Linked DNA regions of Homo sapiens: region 1 is linked to region 2. A link is a loop called in an ENCODE intact Hi-C map of the cell type or tissue named here. Cell type or tissue: heart right ventricle. All regions are shown on one strand. Links, peaks and the distances in the headings refer to the core of each region. The heading gives the core; the rest is flanking DNA. Region 1 has its middle 6.9 kb from the start of CROCC. Region 2 holds the start of NBPF1 (NBPF member 1).

Region 1 (6,131 bases), core at 2,630-5,129, 300 kb before region 2:
GCATTAAATAAAATACTCCGTGCTAAGCTATATGCCTGGATATGGTGTGGCAGAAACTGCAATGTGCTCACCACAAAGCATTTCCGATTCCTCTTAGGAATATGGCTAAAAGCCATTTCCCAGACTCCCTTGCAGTCAGATACGGCCATGTGGTCAAGTTCTGGTCCATAGAATTAAGACAGAAAGACAGCGTGCCACTTTAGGCTTGGTCCATAAAATTATTTCTCTCCTTCCTGGTCCATCAGCTAGAAGGAAATAACTCCAAGGTCCTAGGGGATGCCGCAACCACAAGACAGAAGGGATCTCGGTCCCTGGGTCGCCACATAGAAAGCCACCTGCCAAACACCCAACAGGGCTTTTCATGAATGAGAAATAAACTTCTATTGCGCTAAGCCTCTGAGAATTCAGGGTTTCACTATCACATTAGCTAGTGTTACCTTAATTACTACCTGCAGTTCAACAGCGGGTAAGTGTTGGCTATTACTACTGTTATCATTACTATCATGAGTATTATTGGCTCTTTCTAGTCCCCAAGCTAGAACCCTGTGCCTTGTTCTAGATGCTGAGACATTATTTGGTGACCAAATACAGAGGAGACACCCTTTGTACCCTTCCCTCCCCACTACCACCCTCCAAACTTGCCTTTTGCCAGGGCTAGCGGCAGGAACTAGCCAAAAAGCCCCTCAAAGATTACTCGTTTCAAACATAGCAGCTGCTCTTATCCGCTTACCCCTTCGTTATCCTCCTGCTGCTGACTAGAAATTATGACAAAAATATTGAACCAACCACGAGCCAGGCCCTGTGCCCAAAACGTTACATCTGTCCCTTACCTGCTTTAACACTCCTGGCACCACCCTACTCACTTTACAGATGACAGCGTGAAGTCTCAGCGAAGTTAAATAATTGGCTCCAATGCACCCAGCCACAAAGAGCTCAAGTCACAGCCGCGACCTAGGTGTGCCTGATTCCAAAGGGTTTTTGTTTTTTGTTTTGTTTTGTTTTTGAGATGGAGTCTGGCTCTGTCACCCAGTCTGGAGTGCAATGGCACGATCTCGGCTGACTGCAACCTCCGCCTCCTGGGCTCAAGCAATTCTCCTGCCTCAGCCTCCTGAGTAGCTGGGATTACAGGTATGCGCCACCGCGCCCAGCTTATTTTTGTATTTTTAGTAGAGACAGGGTTTCACCATGTTGGCCAGGCTGGTCTCAAACTCCTGACCTCAAGTGATCTACCCGCCTCGGCCTCTCAAAGTGCTGGGATTATAGGCATGAGCCACTGCGCCCAGCCCAGAGTTTTAAATAATAACAGCAAGCCGGGTGCACTGACTCACACCTGTGATCCCAACACTTTGGGAGGCCAAGGTAGGAGGACTGCCTGAGCCCAGGCGTTTGAGACCAGCCCTGGCAACACAGTGAGACTCCATCTCTGCCAAAAAAATAAAAAAAATTGGCCTGGCATGGTGGCATGCACCTCCTGTAGTCCCAGTTCCTTGAGAGGCTGAGGCAGGAGGATTGCTTGAGCCTGGAAGGTTGAGGCTGCAATGAGCCGTGGTTGTGTCACTGCACTCTAGCCTGGGTGACAGAGCAAGACCCTGTCTCAAATAAACAAAAACAGTAACAGCAATGACTTCCATCCTGCAGCGCCTGCTGTGTACCTGGCACCACCCCAGGACGCCGATGTGTATTATATAAGCCACTGCCTGGACTGCTGAGATGGCTCCCCGAGGGTCTCTATGCTTCCCTGCTCATCCCCTCACCCACTCAAGTTTCACACAGTAAAGGTCATACCCCTCCCCTACCCAAGGCCCTCTACTAGCCCTTACCACACCTAAAATGAAGTTCAAAGTCCTTCCATGGCCCACAGGGCCCACCAGATCTGGCCCCACTCCACTTTTCCCACCTCATCTCCTCTCTCCCCTTCTCTCATGGCCTTTTTTTTTGAGGCAGAGTCTTGATCTGTTGCCCAGGCCTGAGCTGGAGTGCAGTGGTGCACAATCTCAGCTCACTGCAACCTCCACCTCCTGGGTTCAAGCAATTCTCCTACCTCAGCCTCCCGAGTAGCTGGGATTACAGGCATGCACCACCACGCCCAGCTAATTTTTGTATTAGTAGAGATGAGGTTTCACTGTATTGGCCAGGCTGGTCTTAAACTCCTGACCTCAAGTGATCCACCCACCTTAGCCTCCCAAAGTGCTGGAATTACAGGCATGAGCCACCACACCTGGCTGCTCATGGCCTTCTTGATTCCTCAAACACCAGGCAGGCACCCACCTCTGGGCCTTTGCACTGCCACTTTCTCTGCCTGGGACGCACTTCCCCCTTCTTTTGCACAGCTGACTCCCGCTTGTCGGCCAGATTTTGGCTCAAAAATATCACTTTCTGAGGGAGCTACCCCGACTCTCAGCTAAAGAGGTCCCTCCAGTGGCTGTTCCATTTTCTCCAACATGTATGTTGTCTGTCTCCTCCTTTTTTTTTTTTTTCTTTGAGACAAGGTCTTGCTCTGTTTTCCAGGCTGGAGTGCAGTGGCAAAATCATGGCTCACTGCAGCGTTGACCTCCTGGGCTTAAGGGATCCTCCCACCTCAGCCTCCTGAGTAGCTGGGACCACAGGTGCGTGCCACCACGTCTGGCTAATTTTTTACTTGTTGTAGAGATGAGATGTTGCCCAGGCTAGTCTCCAACTCCTGGGCTCAAGCGGTCCTCCCACCTCAGCCTCCCAAAGTGCCAGGTTGGCTTAGCTCACTGTCACTTCCACAGTGCATGGGCTAAGGCCAAAGCTCCATGAAGAGCTGCTGAATGAATTAATGAATGCTAAGAGCCAAGTAATAACATAGGATGTTAAATGGAAAAAGAAATGATTCCCCTTGGCTCTGGCTGGGGTCATGTTGGGCCACAGATGGTGTCAGCCACAGACGGGGATCACGGAAGGACACCAGCGAACACATATCCAGCCAGCATCTGCCGCATCCCAGAAGATCAGGGTGAAAACCAGGCAGTGACCCCCACAGGGGCCACTTGGGTGGAAAGGGCTGAAAGACTTGGGGAGGGGAGGGTTAAGTCAGGGAAATGTGCGCGGGTGGGGAGCCTCCGAGATCCAGGGGTTGACTCCTGGAGTCTTGCCTGAACCTCGCTGTCGTCTGCTCCCGCCACAAGATCTGTTTATTAAGCACCTGCTGTGAGCCCAGCGAAAGAAAACAGAAATCTCTGTTTTCTGGCGTAAACAGACAGATGGCACCCTGAAGTCCTCCTCCCCAGGGTCCCCATTCCCCAGTCAATCGTCTTCCCAAGGGAGCTGTGACCTGGTCACCAGAGGGGCAGACATCCGCCCCAGCATGGTCGTCAGGCTTAAGTCTGTGTGAAAATCAGGAGGGAGCTCGTTCAAAATGCCCACTCCAGAGACGCTGCCGGGCACAGAGGCCTGAGGCCGCATGGTGAGAGGCGCAAGGGGTGCAGGGCCCCATCCCCGCACAGCATCCGGCGGCCCTGCCTCCGTGGCCAGCCCAACTATGCGCTCTGGGCCTCAGTTTCCCCATCCGCACAATGGAGATGCTTCCGACTCGGCAGGGCTGCAATGAAGACGAAACCGGATCCCACACGAGGAGGGCAGTGCAGGGCGGGGCCCGCACGCAGGAGCTGCAGAGGGCATCTGCGGGGGGCAGAGGCCGTCGCGAGGGCCTCCCACGGCCGCCCGCGGAGCGAGGGGACCCCGGCCGGCGGAGGGACGGCTGCGCCCTGCAGGCCCCAGTCTCCTGTCGTGCCCCCGGCCCGCGACAATCCGGGCAGGATGGGCGGCAGGACGCGGCGGGGCATCCGCGGAGCCTGTTGGGAACGCTCTCCTGGCCTCCGGTGCCGGGCCGCGGCAGTCGCGGAACACACAGCGCCCCCAGCCCCGGTACGTGGCTCCAGCCCGCCCCCAGGCGCGCGGCCTCCTCCGCCGGGAGCGCGTCCGTCCCGCCCCCGCGCACGCGCGCGCCCCCGGCCACCTACCTTCGCGCGCCTTCGCCGCAGCCGCTGCTGCCGAGGCCGAGCGGGCCGGACCGGGCGGGGCGTCCCCGCCACGGGGCGGGGAAAACTGGGGGCGGAGCCTGCGCTGCGCGGTAGTGGGGCGGAGGCTGGGGCGGGGCCGGGCGCCGGGAGCAGCGCTTCTGCAGCGCTTACAGGGGCCGCCCTGGGCGGACACGCTCCGTGCGCCCTCCCTCTTGCCGCCTGGCACCGCCCGGCAAGCCAGGCGCCTCCTACACGCACGAACGAGGATACCAGGCGAACGAAGCACGACCCCCAAGTCCTCGCAGTTGCAAGGCCGCAGCGCAGGATCGAAACCCCGACCCGGCTGCAGAGTCCCCCTGCGGTCTGGCCGGGCCTTAAAGGCCTGAAACTCCTGAGCACTGACCCATCGCCCAGCCAGACAGAGGGACGTTTCATGCCAGCCCCGTCACAGCCCCCAGCGACGATCCCGAGGCTTCGGTGATTTGACCTGTCGGAGAGAATGCTTTTTTTTTTCCTGACTGACGTGCAGCCCTGGGGAAGGCACTCTGGCCTCAGTTTGTTCGCGAGACTCAACCCGGTGGCGCGCCTGTCTCGTGTCCTTTCCACTGTGACAGTATGTTCGTTCCACCCTCTCACTGGACTTGGACCTCCTTCTGTTATTGAAGGCATTGGATGAAATCATGCTTTTTTTTTTTTTTGAGGGAGTCTTGCTCTATTGCCCAGGCTGGAGTGCAGTGGCATGATCTTGGCTAAACGCAACCTCTGCCCCAGCCTCCTGAGTAGCTTGGACTACAGGCGCCCGCCGCCACGCTCGGCTAATTTTTGTATTTTCAGTAGAGACGGGGTTTCACCATATTGGCCAGGCTGGTCTCAAACTGCTGACCTCGCGATCCACCCGCCTCAGCTTCCCAAAGTACTGGGAGTACAGGCGTGAGCCACTGCACCCGGGCGAGATCATTCATTTTCAAAGGGAGAGGCAGCTCTGAATCTCCAGGGCTAAGAGAGGGATGTGTTTGGTTTGAAAAAGCATGTTTAAGTTAATGATTTTGTGCTTTTTCCAAACACAGTACCCAGAGAGAACGGCCAGCAGGCCCTCGGCTGATGGTTGCTTCTGTGTTTCCTGCGTGGTAGGAGGGAAGCAGTGGAAGTTCCATCTTCGTCAAAGAGGAACCTGTCTGTGACATCTGAAACACTGCACTAAAGGCTGCCAGTGTGCCCTTCGGGCTCTGAAACCCGGCCCGGTGCAAGCAAGACTGTGGCCTGGACCAGGGCTGAGAGCTGTTTGTCAGGAGAGATTCGGGCCATTCCCTGGGATTTGGGGTGGAAGGGTGATGTTACCAAGATTGGAAGGAAGGTCACAGTTTCCCTGAGGTGTCCCTGGCCCAACTGCAGGAGGGCTGACTGACATCTGCCAGTATGCACAGCCAGTCCCTGGATGCCCAGCATGGCCCAGGTCTGTGTGACCCTGTCTGGAGTCCCCAGACTTGCTATGTCCCTACCCAGGCCCTGGTGGGCTCATGACCTCACTAGTCCAGTTCTGATGCTGCCTGTCCCTGTGAAGCCCACTCCAGTGTTCATATCACCAGGGCTGGGCTCAGGCCTGTGTCCTTGCCACTCCCTCCAGGGCACCTTGGGTCTCCCTTGGTGACAGTACCTGCACCCTGCAGGCAGCCTGCGCTGGCTGTGAACCACACTGCCGCCTACTTCCTCTTCTATGTTCCCGCTCTGTCTACAGTCCCCTCTGAACACTCCCGTGAAGCAGGTTCTAGGATCATCTCCATTTTATAGAAGGGGAGATTGAGGATCAGAGACATGTAGTCACTTGCCCAAGGACACACAGCAGGAAGTTCAATGGCTTCCAATCCCATGCTCTTTCCTCTCTACCATGCTGCTTCACTTGAGGTTTTTAACAGGGGGTGGCAAACACAGCTCCTCTCCCCTTGACCCTCTCACTCCCAAAGCCCACAGGACCCTGCCGCAGGGTGGCACATACTCATCTCCTTGGGGGGTCCTCCAGCTCCCTTCTCTGTGAAGAGCCTAGGTTCCTTGCTGTGCTGAGTCCTTGGCTCTGCTCAGCTCAGCCTGACCGGGCTGCGGTCATTTGAATCCCCAGTGCTGCCACCCACCGGTCACCCTGTCCTGTCACCA
Region 2 (7,512 bases), core at 2,887-5,386:
TCAGCCCTGTCTACCGTAGTCACACCCCACTGCCCTTGAGACCCAATCCTTCGGAAGGAGTGTCCAAGAGGTATAAAGCAAAACGAAAAAACAGTTCGCAAATTCCAGAGTTCGTTTTCTCTCATTAAAAATATAAATATCAGGCTAACACATGTTGACACACAATAACAGGGACACAGAATCCCTCCTGGAAGACCGACGGGCCCACGGACCCCACGGGTGCCACGGTGGTGGACGAGGTTAAGTAACTTGGTTCAGGGTGTCTGGGCACACCTCTGCGTGAGACTCTGTCTCTGCTGCTCCTCTCATCTCTACGCCGATTCCTCCCCACAATCCTCCCTTTTCCTTGGGCCCCCGACGCCTCTCCGACCAACAGTCTCCCCAGCCCCGCAGCTTCTCTCTTTCAGACCTTTACTTCTTGATCCTCACTCCATAGTGAGATGTGGCCTTTCAGCAAATAAATTGTGCTCAGGGAGACTGAAAGAAAGGGGTAAACCAGGATTAGTGCTGCAGGGTCAGAGCTAATGACACAAGCTTCTCTCCTCAGGCCTATTCATTTGAGATGCATCTCAGGCACTTAGGCACAGCAGTGCTAAGTTAGTACCAATTATATACATGCACACATAAATATATAAAAGCATATAAATATTACATATGTAAATATAAATTGTACCAATAAAATCGACATCAAGCTTGTTTTTAATCATTCACTCAAAATACATTGAACAGCTACTGTGCAAAGTCTTGGGACTGCTTAGAAACTTAAGACAAAAATATTGGGCCTGTAGTCCCAGGTGAAGCCTAGGCAGGAGGATGGCTTGAATGAAGGAGTCCAAGTCCAGCCTGGGCAGCATAGTGAGACTCAGTCTTTTTTTTTTTTTTCTCTGAGATGGAGTCTCACTCTGTCGGCCAGGCTGGAGTGCAGTGGCACAATTTTGGCTCACTGCAACCTCCACCTCCCAGGTTCAAGCGATTCTCCTGCCTTAGCCTCCTGAGTAACTGGGATTACAGGCACGTGCCACCACACCTGGCTAATTTTGTATTTTTAGTAGAGATGGGGTTTCACCATGTTGGCCAGGCTGGTCTCGAACTCCTGACCTCAAGTGATCCACCCACCTTGGCCTCCCAAAGTGTTGGGATTACAGGCATGAGCCACCGTGCCCGGCCGAGACTCAGTCTTTAAAATAATGAAGTAAAATAAAAACATAAACCTCAAACAAAAAGACAAACTATGATTTCAATCATTGTGAAGCTCTTGATCTAGTAGATGATATATATATATATATATATACATATACCAAAAATACTATAATTTCAGAGAAGTGCTATAGAGTCTAATGTTTAACAACTTCTGGCATTTGACTGATGGTGTTTAAAGCTCTTCCCGCATTTTCCAGGGGTATAAATCGAGGCAAGTTATTTGGTATTTACTGCATTTTGGCTTCTTCATATGCAAGGGGGTTATGATAATAATACCTACCCCATGAGGACGGTATGAGGACTAAAGAAAATCGTGTATGTATAGCCTCGGCCAATGCCCATAGACACTGAGTACTCAACTAGGTGTTAGCTAGCAGATTTTAAATTTGCATTTATTCGTATAGTTTTTAAGGTAAAATTTACATTCATTGAAATGTTAACTGTATGTTTTTTGACAAATGAATACACTTATATAACTCATATCCCTATCAAGACAGAGACCATTTTTACCACCCAGAAATTTCTCTCATGTAACTTCCCAGTCAATCCCCTGCCAGAGGGAACCACTGCTATGATTTTTTCACCACAGATTAATTTTCCCCTTTCTAGAATTTCAAATAAATGGGAAGGTATGTGCTCTTTTGTGTCATTTATCTTCACAGACTTTGAAATAAAAAAGTTACAATTTTAAACCTTTTGGGCATTTAGTAAAAATCTCCTTCCCACCAGTAGCCACCAGTCACCAGTCTTCATTTCTCTCTCTCTCTCTCTCTCTCTTTGAGACAAGATCTTGCTCTGTCATCCAGGCTGGAATGCAGTGGCATGATCATGGCTCACTGCAGCCTCAACCTCCTGAGCTCAAGCAATCCTCCCACCTCAGCCTCCCAAATAGCTGGGAGTACAGGTGCCCGCCACCACGCCTGGCTAATTTTGCTTGTATTTTATGTAGAGACAGGGTCTCACCAAGTTGCCCAGGTTAGTCTCAAACTCCTGAGCTCAAATGATCTGCGGGCCTTGGCCTCCCAAAGTGCTTGGATTACAGGTATGAGCCACTGTGCCTGGCTCAGTCTTCCTCTCTTAAAGCAACCAATGTTATTAGTTTTATGTGGGCCACCCCATGGCTTATCATTATTAATTCAGGTGTTTATACAAGGCTCTTTGAGAACTCAGTTTTAAAGGTTACCCAAAGCATCCTAAGACAACTCAGCCTAAAACGATATAAAATCAGTTTTAATATAACTGAAGTTTCTACATTCTGACTCCAACTGTCAGATTGTGACATTTTCTCTTTCTCTGACTTTATGCCAAATTTACTTCAACTTCTAGCATCCATCATTCTCATTTATGAACAAATATGTATTTAACAAATGTGGAAATACAAATCATGAAGCAAACAAAACCAAACCCTGGGCTTACGTAGCCGATAGTAAAAAATTCACCAAAATAACCACCCGATTACAGTTTCATGCAATGTGATAGGAGTAAGGGACCACCATAGGGAGGTCAGAAGGTGCTTTTCAGAGGTGGAGACTACAGCTGTTCTCAGAAGAATAGGGGTTAGAAGAACTTTCCAGGCACAGAGCAAAGCATGAGCAAAAGCTCTGTGGAGGCCAGGAAGCTGGTAAATAGGGAATAAAAGAGGCCAGTTTGGCTGGAGCAGAGAGAGCAGAACAGAATTGGTCTGAGTAGTGAGAAGAGATGAAGAAGTGGGCAAGGCGCCTGGCCATTCGGGGCTTGGTTAGTTAGGAGGTTTTGTCTAAGAGAATGGGAAGGTGTTTAAGTGCTTTAGGCTGGGAAGTGACACGGTCACATTATATTTTGGAAAAGCCACTCTGCCTGTTGTGTTGAGATTAGAGAGGCGATAAAGGGGATATGGGTAAACCACAAGAAGACTAGGTCAGTAGTCCCTCGACCCTCACTCCCCAGGTGAAGGCAGCCTAGACTAGGGTGGTGACGGAGGAGATAGAAGAGGACAGATTCAAGGAAAATTTGGAAGGTAAAAACCAGTAGGATTTGCTGACGGATGGAGTATAGGAGGGGAGAGGTAGATTATCAGGGATGTATCTTAGTTTTCTTATACAAGATAGATTCAGTTGCAATGAAATTGTTAACTGAAATTGACTTTAAATAATGGCATGACCTAAAGTTATGCAAACATTTGCCTTAGATAAAATATCAAGTTTTCAAAGTTTTTAGCTGGGTGGACGGCATGGCTTTACTTCCTATTTCTTGGTATTCTAATCCTGTTGAAAAAAAAAGTTTTTCTTTTTCTCAAAGGCTTATTTCAGTGGAAGCCCATCTGCAAAATCTGTTAATAAATTTAAATTAGAAAATAACTACAAGTGCCATTGACACATTGGTTATTCTTTTTGAGAGTGACCTAAGGCCACCTCTGGGAGAGCTGGGGGCTCTTCTGAAGCCTGCCCGACTGCACCGCGTGCCCGTGCCTGGAAGTCAGATTCGGGGCGGTGCGGCAGCGCGAGGCCTGCAGTCCTAAGCGCGGGGTCGCTCCAGCCCCAGAGGGGGTGTGTCTCCTGCCTCTTCAACCTGGCAGGGGCTGTTCAAGTGGCCGGGGAAACCAGCGATTTGGAGGGTCGAGGGCTGGTGCTTTGAAAGACAGGCGGAGGGGAGAGAGGGATTTCCCCGTCCCCGCTGCACTCGGTCCTTCCCCTGGGTTACTCCTTTCCTCCGCCTGCGCGGCCCCTAACCTGCTCGAACCCGTTGTGCAGAAGAGGCCGCCGGGTCCCTTTAAGGCCCCGCCGCGCCTGCGCCTTGGGTTATCCTGACACGCCCATCGGGATCCTGAGGAGCCAGTGGGCTGCAGGCGCAGGCGCAGGCGAGGGGCTGGGTGGCGGTTGAGACAGCGGCGGTACTGGGAGGCGTAGGTGAGGGTCGCGAGGCTGCCCGAGCTTCTGAGCGAGCGCGGTGCTTTTGGGAACGCGGGACGGGCGATCTGCGGCGCCAGGAGCTGGGCCGAGGCGCGGCGGCGCGGCTGCCGGCTGCCCTGTGAATGGGAAGTTACGCGAAGTCCACCCAGCGTTTCTGAGGTGAGGGCGCCGCGCCAGGCTGGGCGGGCGGTGAATCCGGGACCCGCGGGCGCACAGCTGGGTCGAGGCGCGGCCGTGGCAAGTTTTGTTGCGCGAGCGCGGGGGCGGGTGGGGGCTGTGGGGGGTCGTGCACCGCCGGGGCCTGAGTTCCCCGCGCTGGATTCTTCGCCTGCCGCTGCCGCCCGCAGCCCAACTCTCGTGGGCGCTGGGGAAGAAACTCGCTGGCGGGTGTTCTGTGGCATCCCAGGGGGTGGAGGGACGGAGCAGCTTCGGGGGCACGTCCTCCTATATCCTGTAGAGGACACTGACCCCGCACCCCACCCTCCAGGCCAGAAATCCGTTCCCTCTGCGGACCTGAGAGGCGAGCGCGCTCGCGCCCCTGACTTGCAAAGTTGGGGTCTTTACTGGCCTCCGGGCTTCTGCTCCTGGCGGTGTCTCCAGGCTGGTGATGGGCAAGCCAGGTGTGCCAGCTCCAGGATGCACATGAGCAGCATTTGTAGCCATCACTGAATCACCTCCTGACTAGCGGGGCAAGCCTCAAATGAACCGCAGGATTTCGGGTAGATTGGATTGTGGGGTTGCTGTTTGCACTCCAAAGAGTTGCTGTGATTTCCCTGCGTCTGGCTGGCTGGCTGGCTTCTTAGATCATCTCATGTGGCGTCCTTTCAGCGGAGAGTTAACCAAGACGTTTGGCCTGGCTTCCTTGTTTTCCTCCTATCTTTTGCTTAGAGCTGCTTTCGAAAAGAAGTCTTTTCTGGCAGTGGTATCTTTTCTTTGGGTTACAGTGTTGTTCATCCTTTCTTTGCCAAAAGAATGAATCCCAGTGCTTCAGGAAGTTAAAGAAAAGATCTGCTGGTAGTGTTCTGAGCTGATATGCGTTAGTAGCTTTTTGTTTTTAAATTCTATTGGTAAAATTTCACTAGTGAACCAGAAGCTACTTTTTCTATTCTGAAATGCTAGCTTTAAGATTTCTGAGAACTTTGCGTCAAAGAAATCTTGGAAAAGTTACTGAAGTATACAGAAGTTCACAATTTTACATGTGCAGGTGGCCCGGGCGCAGTGATCACACCTGTAATCCCAGCACTTTGGGACGCCAAGGTGGGTAGATCACTTGAGCCCAGGATTTCCAGACCAGCCTGGGCAATGTGGCAAAACCCTTTCTCTACTAAAAATACAGAAGTTAGCTGTGTGTGGTGGCGTGTGCCTGTAGTCCCAGCTACCCGGTAGGCTGAGTTGGGAGGATCACCAGAGCCCGGGAGGTTGAGATTGCAGTGAGCCGTGATCATGGCAGTGCACTCCGACCTGGATGGCAGAGTGAGACCCTGTCTCAAAAAAAAAAAAAAAAAAGTAATGAATTTTTACCAAGTGAACCACCACAGATCAAGAAATTGAACATTACTAGTCTGGGGTATATTTGTAGGGGTGGCATTGTTGGTTTTAGAGGTATATGAATGATAAAACTTTAGTATTACATATTGTTGAACATTTTCCCAAAGTAGTTGTACCATTTAGCAGGGATATGCTGGTTACCCCACATCTTCGCTGATACCTGTCAGTTAAAAATTATTTTGCCATTCTAGTAGGGGTGCAGTAATATATCAGTGTGGTTTCATTGAGATTGAGTATCTTTTATTGCCATTTATATGTCCTCTTTTGTGACGTGCCTGTTAAATCTTTTTATCCAGTTTTCATTGATATGCTTGTTTTCCTGTTGATTTGTAATACTTTATTCTGGATATGCCTCCTTTCTAGGATTTATATGTATTGCATTTCCCTTTTTTCAATCTGTAGCTTGCGTTTTCACTCTTTTATGGTGTTTTTTCATGAAGGGAGATTCTCTTTTTTTTTTTTTCTTTTTGAGACAGGATCTCACTCCATCGCCCAGGCTGGAGTGCAGTGGCACAATCACAGCTCACTGCAACCTTGACCTCACAAGGCTCAGGTGATCCCCCTGCCTCAGCCCCCAAGTAGCTGGGACCTACAGGGGAGTACCACCACACTCAGCTGTTTTCTGTATTTTTAGTAGAGATGGGTTTTGCCACGTTGCATAGGCTGGTCTGGAATTCCTAGGCTCAAGTGATACACCTGCCTCGGCCTCCCAAAGGGTTGGGATTACAGGCATGAGCCACTGCACCCAGCCTGAGATTCTTCATTTTAATGAAATTATACTTTATTAATCTTTTCCTTTATGGTTACTGTTTTTTGTGTCCTGTTTAAGAAATCAATGCCTAACCTAAGAGTATGAACACATTTTTCTGTGTTAACCTTATAACGATTTTATTTTAGTTTTTGCTTTTTTTTTTTTTCAGACAGGGCCTCAGTCTATTATTGCCCAGGCTAGAGTGTGGTGGCAGGATCTCAGCTCACTCAACCTCCATCTCCTGGCTCAAGTGATCCTCCCACCTCAGCCTCCTGAGTAGCTGCGACTATAGGCATGTGCCACCATGCCTGGCTAATTTTCATATTTTTTGTAGAGATGGGGATTCAACATGTTTCCCAGGTTGGTCTCGAACTCCTGGGCTCAAGTAATCTGCCCGCTTCAGCCTCCCAGAGTGCTGGAATTACAGGTGTGAGCCACCCCACCTGGCTATGATTCACTTTTTACTACATGGATGTGTCTGCTTGATCCAGCACCATTTATTGAAAAGACCATCCTTTTCCTTCCGCACCATGTGGCACTTTTTTTCATAAATCGAATGACTGTATGGTCATCTGATTTATGAAATTAGTGTGGGTCTGTTTCTGTTTCTGGACCAACTTGGGTAACATAGTGAGATCCCATCTCTACAACAAATAAAAATAATAAATAAATGAATAAAATTTAAAAAATAAGTGCGTAGAGCAGATGGAGTCATAGGTGATAATTTATAAATGATTGCCAGTTTCTTGGCTACATATGGGTGTTGGTAATTCAGATGTGTTGGGTGTTCAGGCAAAACGTATTAAGTGAATTATATGGTGTTCAGAATGATTGCTAGATGTTCATTGTGACTTGAATTAGATGTTATTTGAGCCTCACAGAGCTACAGTTTTTACTCTTTTATTTATTTGTCTTTTTAAAATTTTTACAATCTTCCTGTCAAGGCAGTAACTCTTTTATACTTAATTGTTCTTAAGTATACTTAATTACCAGAAAAGCTTTATGGATCATACCTAAATAAGTGTTAAGCCATTTAAGGGGCTCACGTGCTGTGATATAAACAATAGTATTCTACATAATAGTTTTAGGACTACATCAAATAATTTTTTTTTTTTTCTTGAGACA

What was found. A loop is a pair of places that touch in the nucleus more often than their neighbours do. Peaks named below come from ENCODE experiments on the same cell type or tissue, not always from the same donor. Only the 100,000 strongest peaks of a DNase experiment are listed, where the experiment ranks them.
Region 1: a loop joins it to region 2, with 2.7 times the contacts of the local background. A loop is called at or near these places in 11 of 110 quality-filtered maps.

Annotation. Positions count from the first base shown.
Region 1 is chr1:16,911,990-16,918,120 of GRCh38, reverse strand. It overlaps a transcript of CROCC not described here. Among named protein-coding and RNA genes, the nearest start is that of CROCC, 6.9 kb to the left of the region's middle. RefSeq lists a silencer at 3,558-4,297. In heart right ventricle, for the core only: a CTCF peak has its summit at 3,826; DNase peaks (open chromatin) are centred at 4,080 and 4,833; H3K4me3 peaks cover 2,193 bases; H3K27ac peaks cover 1,823 bases.
Region 2 is chr1:16,610,073-16,617,584 of GRCh38, reverse strand. NBPF1 (NBPF member 1) reads left to right here and starts at 4,021. Exons shown (of 18, transcript NM_001405701.2): 1 at 4,021-4,247. RefSeq lists an enhancer at 3,220-4,177. In heart right ventricle, for the core only: a CTCF peak has its summit at 4,225; DNase peaks (open chromatin) are centred at 2,944, 3,984 and 4,714; H3K4me3 peaks cover 2,200 bases; H3K27ac peaks cover 1,914 bases.